Regions from separate parts of the Homo sapiens genome. Here region 2 is linked to region 1. Evidence: chromatin contacts called from ENCODE Hi-C or POLR2A ChIA-PET data. All regions are on one chromosome and are shown on one strand. The core of a region is the stretch at or near the end of the contact, and the rest is flanking DNA. Distances in the headings are between cores, read along the strand shown.

The links. Hi-C counts contacts between places; a loop is a spot of excess contacts on that map. ChIA-PET counts read pairs that join two places held with the same protein, here RNA polymerase II (POLR2A). Pooled maps may share reads with other maps.
Region 2: a pooled map shows a loop between it and region 1 (2.9-fold over the local background). The contact joins the promoter of IFT46 here to the promoter of CD3G in region 1. A Hi-C loop is called at or near these places in 3 of 168 maps with a recorded cell type or tissue (B cell and naive thymus-derived CD4-positive, alpha-beta T cell), 16 of 37 single-sample maps with no recorded cell type and 13 of 50 pooled maps. POLR2A ChIA-PET finds 5 or more read pairs at or near these places in 8 of 52 experiments (A549, CD4-positive, alpha-beta memory T cell, T-cell and 4 more).

The regions. Positions count from the first base shown.
Region 1 is chr11:118,341,740-118,347,962 of GRCh38, forward strand. CD3G (CD3 gamma subunit of T-cell receptor complex) reads left to right here and starts at 2,605. Exons shown (of 7, transcript NM_000073.3): 1 at 2,605-2,739. The coding sequence starts at 2,685. CD3D (CD3 delta subunit of T-cell receptor complex) reads right to left here and starts at 966. Exons shown (of 5, transcript NM_000732.6): 1 at 814-966. The coding sequence starts at 868.
Region 2 is chr11:118,562,054-118,568,188 of GRCh38, forward strand. IFT46 (intraflagellar transport 46) reads right to left here and starts at 3,878. Exons shown (of 12, transcript NM_001168618.2): 1 at 3,737-3,878; 2 at 2,912-3,008. LOC124902764 (a long non-coding RNA gene) reads left to right here and starts at 3,008. Exons shown (of 4, transcript XR_007062907.1): 1 at 3,008-3,321; 2 at 3,559-3,652; 3 at 4,149-4,233; 4 at 6,025-6,135. RefSeq lists an enhancer at 3,921-4,150.

The sequences.
Region 1 (6,223 bases), core at 1,355-3,854:
AAACTGAAATTGGCAAACTGAGATGAGTTAAAATCCTACCATGTAACAACCCCTCAAATCTTCCCTCCGTCCTGCTCAACCTAAAGTTAACTTCTCTTAAAGCATTCACATAAGTGCTAGGACATGCCTCCAGGGATGACATAATCATGGCCAAACAAACAAGAGTCCTGATTCCAGAGGCCATCAGGCCTAAAAGGAGTAGTGCAGGAAGCTGTGCTCCCATGGCCAGTCCCAGATTCAGGTACATACGTACTGAGCTATTTTCTGCAGATCTCTGGCCTAAGGCCTTCTGAGAGACATTCTAGGCCCACATGCACCCATGGCTGGAGTCAGTCAAAGCCAAGAGCCTGTTTCCCAGACTCTATGCTACATCCTGCCCCTGCCCTCCTGACACCCCTGGGGTGCCTGGTGAACTGAAGCTAGCACCGAGAAGCACTTTTTTTTTTTTTTGAGATAAGGTCTCACAGGTTGCCTAGGTTGGAGGGCAGTGGCATGATCACAGCTCACTGAAGCCTTGAAATCCCGGGCTCAAGTGACCCTCCTGCCTCAGCCTCTCAAATAGCTGGGACTACAGTTGTGCACCACCATGCCTGGCTAATTCTTTTGTTTTTTGTAAAGATAGAGTCTCATCATGTTGCTCAGACTGGTCTCAAACTCCTGGCCTCAAAGGATCCTCCCACTTCGGCCTCCCAAAGCTCTGGGATTACTGGTGTGAGCCACCGTGCCTGGCAAGAAACACTTTCAAGTGGGCCTCACTCCCATCAGTAATGTCCCTCTCAGGTCCCTTCCCCCACCCACCTGGAGTAGCCTTACCTTGCGAGAGAAGGGTAGCCAGTACCAGGCCAGAGAGAAACGTGCTATGTTCCATCTCCCAGCGGAACTCATCCAGTAGATAAAGCCAGGTCACCGAACTATCAGCCTGGGTGAGAGCTGCCCTCCCCTAGCTGACTCACAGGTACCGGAAAGAGGAGAGTGGGGGAGGAACTAGAAGATGTCTGCTTCTCTGCTTTCTGCCGTTGATGGTGGGAAATTTTCAGAGTGGGGGTGGGCTAGGGGTAGGGTAGGAAGGAAGCGGTGTAAATTGCTCTATCTCTGAGCAGGGAGCTGGCAGAGAATATGGAAAAGGTGGCCTGAACTTTAGCGTCCCTATTGACAATGCAACCACATTTACACACAACCTAAACACTGCCACATCTCGAAGCCCCTTGAGAGAAGCCGTCGGCCCCATAGCGCAAGCCGTAGCAGCTAGATTTCTCATGGAGGCTGATCTTTCTCAGGACCCTTCACTAGGCAGCCAGGGACACCAGATCTAGCAGCTTCTTGTCAGTGGGAGGTTGGGCTTTAGAGACCCCAGCCAGAGATTTGAATCCTGGGTCCAATACTGCCTACCTGTGGGGCCTGGGCCAGCCATAAAATTTTTCAGAGTCTTATTCCATTAGTACCATTATTAGGATTCAAACAAGATATTTGCATGGTGCCTCACGCATCATATGTGCTCATTAAGGGGTAGTTATTAATAATAATATAATTGACTGACAGGCAATATTGAGCCTCCCGGTGAGACAAATGGACCTTTTTCCCCTGTGGCCTACGAGGATCTGAAACTCTTCACGCTGCTGCAGTTAGACTGTCACTTACCTGGGGACAGAGTCATGCCTGTCTTGCTCACTGCTGTATCTTGTGCCTGGCACATAACGGGAGCTCTGCACATTTTTGTTGGCTCACTGACTGACTGGCTGAGGGAGATAGGGGCCTGAGATCCTGGACATTCAGTCCGGGCTCTGGCCCCTGAAAATGTGCTGGCCTGTCCTCGGAATTGTTCCACCTATTGCCTTCCAGGCGCCTCTTTCATGATCTCAAAAGAATAGTGAAACCAGGTGCCGTGTCTCACGCCTGTAATCCCAACACTTTGGGAGGCTGAGGCAGGTGGATCACAAGGTCAGGAGTTCGAGACCAGCCTGACCAACAAGGTGAAACCCCGTCTCTACTAAAAATACAAAAATTAGCCGGGCTTGCTGGCACGCACCTGTAATCTCAGCTACTCAGGAGGCTGAGGCAGGAGAATCGCTTGAACCCCGGAGGTGGAGGTTGCAGTGAGCTGAGATAGCGCCACTGCACTCCAGCCTGGGCAACAAAGTGAGACTCTGTCTCAAAAAAGAAAAAGAAAAAAAAAGTGAAAAAAATTCCTGAATGAAGGCCTGGACTGAGGTGGCTTTCCATTTGGAGGTCCAGCCCCAAGCATCTGAGAGTCCCTCCTAAATTCATTACCTACAGCAACAACAACTAGCAACAAGTAACAACTGGCTACGATCCTAACAACTAATGACAGGGACATTTATCTCCCTCATGAAGAAACGGTCCCAGGACCATCTCCCACCCAGCATCCATTGCGGTTCCCTGTGCAAGATGAGTCTCTGAGTGGGAATCCAGCACTCTCTCCCTCTTCTTCCCCACCACCTTCACCCTCCTTAACGGAAAAACAAAAGGCATCTGCACCTGCAGCCCTGCTGAGGCCCCTGCTGCTCACACTTGCAGCAGAGGGTGGAGGCTCTGGGTTCTTGCCTTCTCTCAAAGGCCCCAGCCCCAACAGTGATGGGTGGAGCCAGTCTAGCTGCTGCACAGGCTGGCTGGCTGGCTGGCTGCTAAGGGCTGCTCCACGCTTTTGCCGGAGGACAGAGACTGACATGGAACAGGGGAAGGGCCTGGCTGTCCTCATCCTGGCTATCATTCTTCTTCAAGGTAAGGGCCTACTAGGGGTCTGGAAGCCTGGGGAAGGGCTCAAGGGAAGAGCCCATCACTAGTGAGACAGGAATATTGGTATCCCTAACCTTCAGCCTACCTCTGCTGTCACCTTAGAGTTCAAAGAAGGGCAAAATGGAGGCTCTTAACTGTTCTCTGCTAGAGAGAAACAGTGTCCCATGGAGGAGAAGGAATCCTTGTCTCTGAAAAATGCAAACAGAGTACTTAAATGGCTGAAGAGAGGACCCTGTTACCGCCATCTTAGATTTGAATGCAGCCCAAAAGGGCATAGGCCAAGAAACTAAAAGGAAAAAGTATATGTTCCCTACTTCAGAGCTGGGGGCTAGCAGTCGACCTAGGAAATGTCCATTCACTCAGTTGGGCAGTTGGCCAATTGGTCAACAAAGATGGGTGAGACCCTAATATGTGATATGCCATGAGGAAATAAAAATGAATAAAACACTTATGCTCTACAGAACTCATAGTCTCATTGGAGAGATTAGTTTTCATGGTGCCAGACTGAGTGTACAGTATAGTATGGGTGCCTGCATGAATACTCCATTGGACTATCCAATAGGAAGTGGATGAACTGGGTTGATGCCTGGAGTCTGGACATCCTGGGAAAGTTAAAACCATGGAATTTGCTGAAGTCACACAAGTACTATGTGAGGAAGAGGGAGCTGAAGATGGAACAGTGAGGGCACCAATTTTAAGGGGCAGTTAGAGAAAAAAAAACATTCCAGGAAAGAGATAAAAGGAGAATCAAAGAGCTGAAATAATCAAATGTATGCACTACCTTGGAAACCAAGAGAGTAGAGAGCTTCTAGAAGAAGAGAATTACCAAGAGTATAAAATGTTAAAGAGAGCCCACTAATATAAGAATATATTTAAAAGTTTAAGTCTGCGGGATGTGGCAGAATATGCATCATGGGTGATTTAGCACAGTTTCAGCAGGGTATTGTGAGTGGAAGCCAAGTGAAAATTGGTAGAAGGTGAAGGTCAGGTGATGAGGTCAGCAAGTGTAGACTATTCTTTAAAGACATTTGGATGAGGAGGGAGAAAAGACTGGGTGGTAGGTAGAGGAGGAAGTAGAGTCTAAGAATAAATGTTTTTGAGGGTGAGAGAAACTTGAGCACATTTCTAGGCTAAAGGAGAAGATGATGAGTAGAGCAAGGTCCTGGAGTTGATGGTGGAAGGACAGAGTCAAGAGTGGGGTCAAGAGCACAGAGAGGAAGGCAACGTTACCCTCTAAGACCAGGAGAAAGGAAGTGCAAACGGCACTGGCCACAAATAGGTTTATAAAGGGAAAGGAAGCTAAAGGAGAAAGGACAATAACAACTTCCGTGTTCTAAAAAATCCAGGTGGGAGGCAATGCCACCTGCTGAAACTGAGCTGGGTGATGACCGGTTGGGAGACTTGAAGAGGACAGTGAGAGTTTAGAATAGAATTATTTCTGAGAGAAATGCAAGGAAAAGTCAGGTAAAGACAACACAGGTTGAGGAGCAACTCTCAAGCCTGGGTGAGGTGGCTGCATATCATGGAAAGAGCATTTGAGTTCAGCAGTAGAAAACCTGAGCTCTGGATCCAGCTTGGACACCAATGAGCTATGTGTACTTGAACAACTCCTCCACTGTCTGGGAGTTCTCATGCCAGCCAATCCAGAAATGTGGCAGGGACGGGCATGGTGGCTCATGCCTGTAATCCCAGCACTTTGGGAGGTCGAGGCAGGTGGATCACCTGAGGTCAGGAGTTCGAGACCATCCTGGTCAACATGGTGAAACTCTATCTCTACTAAAAATATTTTAAAAATTAGTGGGGTGTGGTGGTGGGTGCCTGTAATCCCAGCTACTCAGGAGGCTGAGGCAGGAGAATTGCTTGAACCCAGGAGATGGAGGTTGCAGTGAGCCAACACGGTGCCACTGCACTCCAGCCTGGGCGACAGAGTGAGACTCCGTCTCAAAAAACAAAACAAAAAAAAAAGAAATGTGGCTATATGAACTCTTAAGTCCTAAAAGGAAACCTCACTCAGATATGCAACATTAAAAGATGTCAATCAGCCAGGCACAGTGGCTCATGGCTATAATCCCAACACTTTGGGAGGCTAGGGAGGGAGGATCATTTGAGCCCAGGAGTTCAAGACCAACCTGGGCAAAATAGGGATACCCTGTGTCTACAAAAACTACGAAAATTAGCCAGGCATGTTGGCATGCACTTATGCCAGCTACTTGGGAGGCTGAAGTGGGAGGATTGCTTGAGCCCAGGAGCTTGAGGCTGCAGTGAGCCATGATCACACCACTGCACTTCAGCCTGAGTGACAGAGCAAGAAAAAAAAAAAAAGATGTCTCAAAAAAAAAAAAAAAAACTATGTCAATGATCAGTGCAATCTCCTTCCCTGAATCCAATTTAGAATGAGGGGTCTCTGTCTTCTCTCGGTCTTCTGACCAGGTGGTCAGGAGAAAAACTAGTTAGAAACCTCTTTAACTGTTTGTCTTGCCTTTTCTCCCATTTGCTCATTTATTCATTTGCACATTCATTCAACAAATAAAGTTCCTACCATGTTCCAGACACTGCACTGGATACTGTTCAAAAATAATCCCGCCCTGCATGAGGTTCTAAGACAGTTCACTTCTTGTATTTCCATTATACTTTGACTCATGACCGCCTCTCCCTATCACACACACTCCACCTCTAGCCACACTACCTCTCTTGTCCTTTTCCAAAGCTGCATCTTATTCAGCTATTCTTTCTACTCAGAATGACTTTCTCTATCTGGTATATTCTTGCTTACTCTTCAAGGCCCAGACAAATGTCGTTTCCTCTATTAAGCTTTCCCTGATCCTCACCCTTGGACAAAATTAATAGCTTCTACCCTTTTTTCATATGCAGTCATATAAGCACTAAAAGATAATGTATACATTCTATTAAATTAATTGCATATATGTTTTAATTTTTTCACTTCATTCATAAACTTTGGAAGCAGCAGTTGATTCTTCATATCAGCACTCTTTTCTTTCATAATATCTAATTATTTTAGGTCATAATAGTCCTCGTTAAATGTTTGGATTAAATCTAATTGAATTGAATTCAAGTGCCAGATCTCTGTAATATGTCTACCATGCAACTCTACTACCCTAAGGTTTTGTTTGTCTGTTTGTTTGTTTTTATTTTTTTGAGACAGCTTTAACACCTAGGCTGGAGTGCAGTGGTGCAATCTTGGCTCACTGCAACCTCCACCTCCCAGGCTCAACCATTCCTCCCACCTCCTGAGTAGCTGGGACTACAGGTGCATACCACCATGCCCGGCTAATTTTTTTGTATTGTCTGTAGAGACAGGGTTTCGCCATGTTGTCCAGGCTGGTGTCTAACTCCTGGGCTCAGGCAATCTGCCCACCTCAGCATCCCAAAGTGCTGGGATTACAGGTGTGAGCCACTGCTGCCAGTCAACTCTGAGTTATGAGACAGATTTGAGGACTAATTGAAAAGC
Region 2 (6,135 bases), core at 2,628-5,127, 220 kb after region 1:
CACCTGAGGTCAGGAGTTCGAGACCAGCCTGGCCAACATGGTGAAACCCCGTCTCTACTAAAAATACAAAAAAATTAGCCAGGTGTGGTGGCACACTCCTATAATCCCAGCTACTCAGGAGGCTGAGGCAGGAGAATCGCTTGAACCTGGGAGGTTGAGGTTGCAGTGGGCCGAGATCACGCCATTGCACTCCAGCCTGGGCGACAGAGCAAGACTCCATCTCAAAAAAAAAAAAAATTAGCTGGACATGGGGGCATGGGCTGGTAGTCCCAGCTACCGGGGGTTCTGAAGCAGGAGGACTGCATGAGCCCAGGAGGTCGAGGCTGCAGTGAACCGTGATCATGCTACCGCACTCCAGCCTGGGTGACAGAGCAAAACTCTGTCTCTATAAATAAAAAATTAAATTAAAATAAAAGTATAATTAGATGTAAGGCATTAACTGGAATGAAAACATGATAAATGATTTCTATATCAAATAAATGCAAATTAAACCCTTTTTTTATTTACTAAATTAGCCCAAATTAAAAACAAATTATAATATCCACAGCTGTCAAGAGCATAAACACGCTCAAGTCAAAAACCTAGGTGGCTAGGTCCCAAAGAATTGAAAACAGGGACTCAAATGGACACTTGTACACCTCTGTTCATAGCAGTGTTATTCACAATAGCCAAAATATGAAAACAACCCGAGTGTCCATTAACAAATGAATGAATTAAAAAACGTGGCATAGGCTTGGTGCGGTGGCTCACGCCTGTAATCCCAACACTTTGGGAGGCCGAGGTGGGTGGATCACAAGGTCAGGAGATCGAGGCCATCCGGGCCAACATGGTGAAACCCCGTCTCTACTAAGAATACAAAAAATTAGCTGGGTGTGGTGGTGTGCACCTGTAGTCCCAACTACTCAGGAGGCTGAGGCAGGAGAGTCGCTTGAACCCGGGAGGCGTAGGTTGCAGTGAGCCAAGATCGTGCCACTGCACTCCAGCCTGGGTGACAGAGCGAAATTCAGTCTCAAAAAAAAAAAAAAGTGCAATATACATGCAATGGAATATTACTCAGCCTTAAAAAGAAAGTCTACATTCAACAACACAGATGAACCTTAAGAACATCACAATAAGTGAAGTAAGTCAGCCACAAAAGGATAAATACAGTATGATTTCACTTATGTGGTTCCCAGAATAAGCAAACTCATACAGACAGTAGAATAGTGGTTACCAGGGAGGAGTGGAAGCAAGCAATAGGGAACTATTGTTTTGAAGGGTATGGATTTTCTGTTCAGGATGATCTGGAAATAGTGGCGATGGTTAAACAACATTGTGAATGTACTTAATGTTATTTAATTGCACACTTAAAAATTGTTAAAATGGCAAATTTTATGTTATGTATATTTTACCACAATAAACAAACAGAAACCCTGGATGTCATCCTTGATTCCTAACTCGAGTCAAATCCAATCCATCACCAAGTCTTAGTGATTCTGCGACAATGTCTTATACCGTATTTGCCTCTTTTCTTTATTCTCAGCTTCCTCACCAGAGGCCAAGCCACTATCATCTCAACTCAGCCATCACAACAGTCCATTCCACACACGACAGCAACACAGCCTCCAAAGCTCTGCTTATTGTGCTTCCTGCCCTACCTCTCTGATCTGACCATATCATACGGTAGTGTCCCCTCTACCATAAGCTGGTCTCTTTCAGGTCCTCAAACTAAGCCAAGTTCTTTCAGGCTTCAAGGTTTTTCACATCTCACATACTGTTTCCTCTTCCTGGTCTACTTTTCCTCAGTGTCTGGATCCCTGCCATCTATCAGTCTTACATGTCACCCCTTTAGGTCTTCCCTGACCACCCTATCAAAAGTGGGTTTCTGGCCAGGTACGGTGGCTCATACCTGTAATCCCAGCACTTTGGGAGGCCGAGGCAGGTGGATCAGTTGGGGTCAGGAGTTCGAGACCAGCCTGGCCAACATGGTGAAACCCCGTCTCTACTAAAAATACTAAAATTAGCTGGGTGTGGTAATCCCAGCTACTCGGGAGGCTGAGGAAGGAGAATCACTTGAACCCAGGAGGCGGAGATTGCAGTGAGCCAAGATCGCACCACTGCACTCCAGCCTGTGTGATAGAGTGAGACTCTGTCTCAAAAAAAAAAAAAAAAAAAAAAAAAAAGTGGGTCTCCTTCCTCACTGTTATTCTCCTTAACAGCAAACAATCTGCCTCCATCAGTGTGCACTTACCACATTTGGCATGTGTTTACTCATTTGTCATCTGCCTCCCATGATTACCAGCATCGGGATGGCAGGGACATTGTGTCATTTAACACTATTTACCCAAGTGCCAGGCATAAGGCTGGCACACAGTAGGCATTTTAAAATGCTTGTTGGCCAGACACGATGGCTCACACCTATAATCCCAGCACTTTGGGAGGCCAAAGCGGAAGGACTGCTTGAGGCTAGGAGTTCAAGATCAGCCTTGGTAACATAGCGAGGCCTCGTCTCTATAAAATTAAGAAAAAAAAGTTTGTTGAATAAATAAATAGTGTTCAGTCCTTTAAAAACATTCCACTGTGATTTTGGTTGGGGTTGCAGGCTAAGGGGAGGTTATGAAGCATCTTCAAAGCTAGGAAAAACATAAGTTAAAAAAAAAGAAAAGAAAAAGAAAAAGAACAGTGAATTCCTGGCAGACAGTGAGCAAAGCAGTAACATGAAGTAAATGGTGACAGGGTTGGATTGGGGGAAGATCCTGTAATTTGGAAGGCTATGATTTCTCCCCCTTAACTAGTCAGAAAACAAACAATGGCAAGTGAAGTAAATTGACGCTGAAAGTCAACATTTGCTATTATAAAATAAGAACTTCTTGAAGACAACCGTGAATCCATCCTGCTCTTTCAGTAGCATTTCTCTTCTTTCCTCTCTTACCTTGGTGTCTTGGGGTTGGAGTATAAATACTTGCAACCTCTTCGGAGTCGTTAATCTCTAGACGCTCATCATATGTCTGGTTTTCAACAACCTTGGTCTAAGCAAAGGGAGACATAATTCATAGCTCCTATCATGAGACATAAAGCACTCTGCCAGGAGGTATATTCCAAACCAGCATTGGCTCCTCTTCCTTACTCAAGAAACCAGTTTTTCACAAAACCATCACCCCATCCAAACTTTCCTTCAGGCTTCCTGGCCCTCGGTCAAGCAGTTAAGTCATTCTGTTGCAGCCCTTATTTAGGAACTGCTGGCAGGCTGGCTGAGGAACCAGGGAATCGTGGAGGGAAAGAGAGCCAACTTCTGCAGCTTCCCAAAGCTGTACGACCACGCGCAAGGGCAGAACACTATTTGTATGTAGATGGCCAAGGCTGTTGAGGTTTCTCAGGGAAGGCTGTAGAGGTTCTAGAAAGAGTTCTGTCTCTGGAGTCACCTCTGGGGTGGGGTGGGGTGGGGTGGGGTGGGGTGGGGTGGGGTGGGCTGAGGCGGGGTAGGGTGGGAGGGTCCCCGAAGAGAGGGGAAACTCCAGTCTCTCAGTCCCATCCGATAATCCCAAAATCATCACCTCCACTTTCACCCTTATCTTGCAGATAGGATCCCACCTAAGTTTCTTGGGGGAATAAAGGAAGCAGGACGGTTGGTGGTGAGGTGACGAAGGAACAGTTACCACGGAGATTGGAAGAGGTAACCGGGAATGGGGTAAAGGGGAGTCCTCTTAAGCCTCTCTAGAAAGACAGTTCCCTTTTTGCTGGGATGAGTACTAATTACCTGTAGCCCTTCTGAATCCGTCTCCTCTATAATGGAAAGAACCCCAGCCTAGGGCTGGGGTCTCACTCCAGTCTCAAAGCCAGGCCACTTTAGGATTCCACGCCAAGCAACCAGCCTGTTGTCAGTCGCTAGGCAAAAAGATAAATTTTAAAATTCGCGAGAGTTGCTTCCACTCTCGTGAGACCTCCTGCGCGTTAAGCCTCACCCGCGAAGGCTCTCCACGCAGGAAGAAGATCAAGGAGTCACGGATAAAGCCTCTCTGGGCGGCCAAGTCGCCTGTTTGTCTATGGTTTCAGTAAATACGTCTGTTGCGGCATCTAGCGGCTATGGGTGGCAACGCGGCTGATAAATTTCGGGCTGGTGTAGAGTTAGCCCTTCAATCTGGAAACAAGGTGTGCGTTTGTTCCCCTAGGACAACAATCTCTGGGGATGCAGTTGCTCCCAGATCAGTCTTACCAGGATGTAGACACATTCCAGGGGAAATTTCGCAGCACTCTGTAAGTCCTTTTCTAGCACTATATTACACTATAGTCTTTCCCCTCCACAGGGTGCCATGGAATGGAACATACTTATAGCAATAAATTATTCCTTGGGTATCTGAGGTTCAAATTTAACTCTGTGGGCCGGGCGCGGTGGCTCACGCCTGTAATCCCAGCACTTTGGGAGGCCAAGGCGGGCGGATCACGAGGTCAGGAGATCGAGACCATCCTGGCTAACACGGTGAAACCCCGTCTCTACTAAAAAATTCAAAAAATTAGCCGGGCGTGGTGGCGGACGCCTGTAGTCCCAGCTACTCGAGAGGCTGAGGCAGGAGAATGGCATGAACCCAGGAGGCGGAGCTTGCAGGGAGCCGAGATCGCACCACTGCACTCCAGCCTGGGCAACAAAGCGAGACTCCGTCTCAAAAAAAATTTTTTTTCACTCTGTGTCCTGTCTTTCTTATTTGCTAAAGTAGACTTTTAACTTATTTAAAGCAAGACCTGTGTCTAATTAATTTTTAAGCTTTGTAACACCAGTGTATTGCAGAAATTAGACACTAACAATGCTCATTGGGTGGATGAATCGAGGAATGAGTGAATGGAGATGTAAGGAACAAATATTTTCAAACTGTGGACATAATTAATTTGGGAAGTCAGGGAGAGAGAAACATAAAATATTGGAGGCCAGGTGCGGTGGCTCACACCTGTAATCCCAGCACTTCAGGAGGTAGAGGTGGGACGATTGCTTGAGTTCAGGAGTTTGAGACCAGCTAGAGCAACATAGCAAGAACCGCCCCCCTCCACTCTATTAAAAATAAAAAAAAAATTTTTTTTAATTAGCCAGGTGTGGTGGCACGCACCTATAGTGCTAGCCACTCGGGAGGCTGAGGCGGGGGGATTGCTTGAGCCAGGGAGGCAGAGGTTGCAGTGAACCGAGATTGGGCCACTGCATTCACTCCAGCCTGGGCAACAGATCAAGACCCCATCTCAAATATAAATAATGAATAATAACAATAATAATTTTTTGGTCGGGCACGGTGGCTCACGCCTGTAATCCCAGCACTTTGGGAGGCCAAGGTGGGTGGATCACAAGGTCAGGAGTTCAAGACCAGCCTGACCAACATGGTGAAACCCCCGTCTCTACTAAAAATACAAAAATTAGCTAGGCATGGTGGCGCGCGCCTGTAATCCCAGCCACTCAGGAGGCTGCGGCAGGAGAATTGCTTGAACCCGGGAGGTGGAGGTTGTGGTGAGCCGAGATCGCACCACTGCACTCCAGCCTGGGCGACAGGGCGAGACTCCGTCTCAAAATAATAATAATAGCAATACATTTTAAAAAGAAAATAATATTGGAAATTTGACCCTGAAAACCTACCAGAGGTAAACAAGGAAAGTGCCTTTAAAAAATGAGAGACAGCTTTTCTGGCATACTGATAGTTAAAAATAGAACTGCATTTAAAAAAAAATTTGTGATCTGTTTTGCTCGTAATAGTGGATATGTAATGTGCAGTACTTACTATGTAGGAGCACTTAGTTTTTTTGTGGGGAGCACTTAGATTATATCATCTAATTTACTTCACAACCTTATGAGATAGATGTTACTGCCAATCTACAGATTAAGTAATTGAGGCTTAGACAGTTAAAGTAACTTGCCTAAAGTCACTCATAATAAGCGCTGAAAATAGCAGCCAAACACAGGTCAGTCTGATTCCTAAGTCTCTGCTTTTAACCATTATAAGATACTGCCACTATGGGACTCCTCAAGAAGCATGCTTACAGGGTTGCTTTTTCTTCTGTGGTTTAATTCAGCTACCGTTATATTTCCGAAGAAGCAGCATCAACTGGTCTTTGCTGAGCTTCTGAGATCCAAGTTGGAAGCCCTGGAAGGTGCTACAATAAGGCAATAGTTTCTAACAGGAT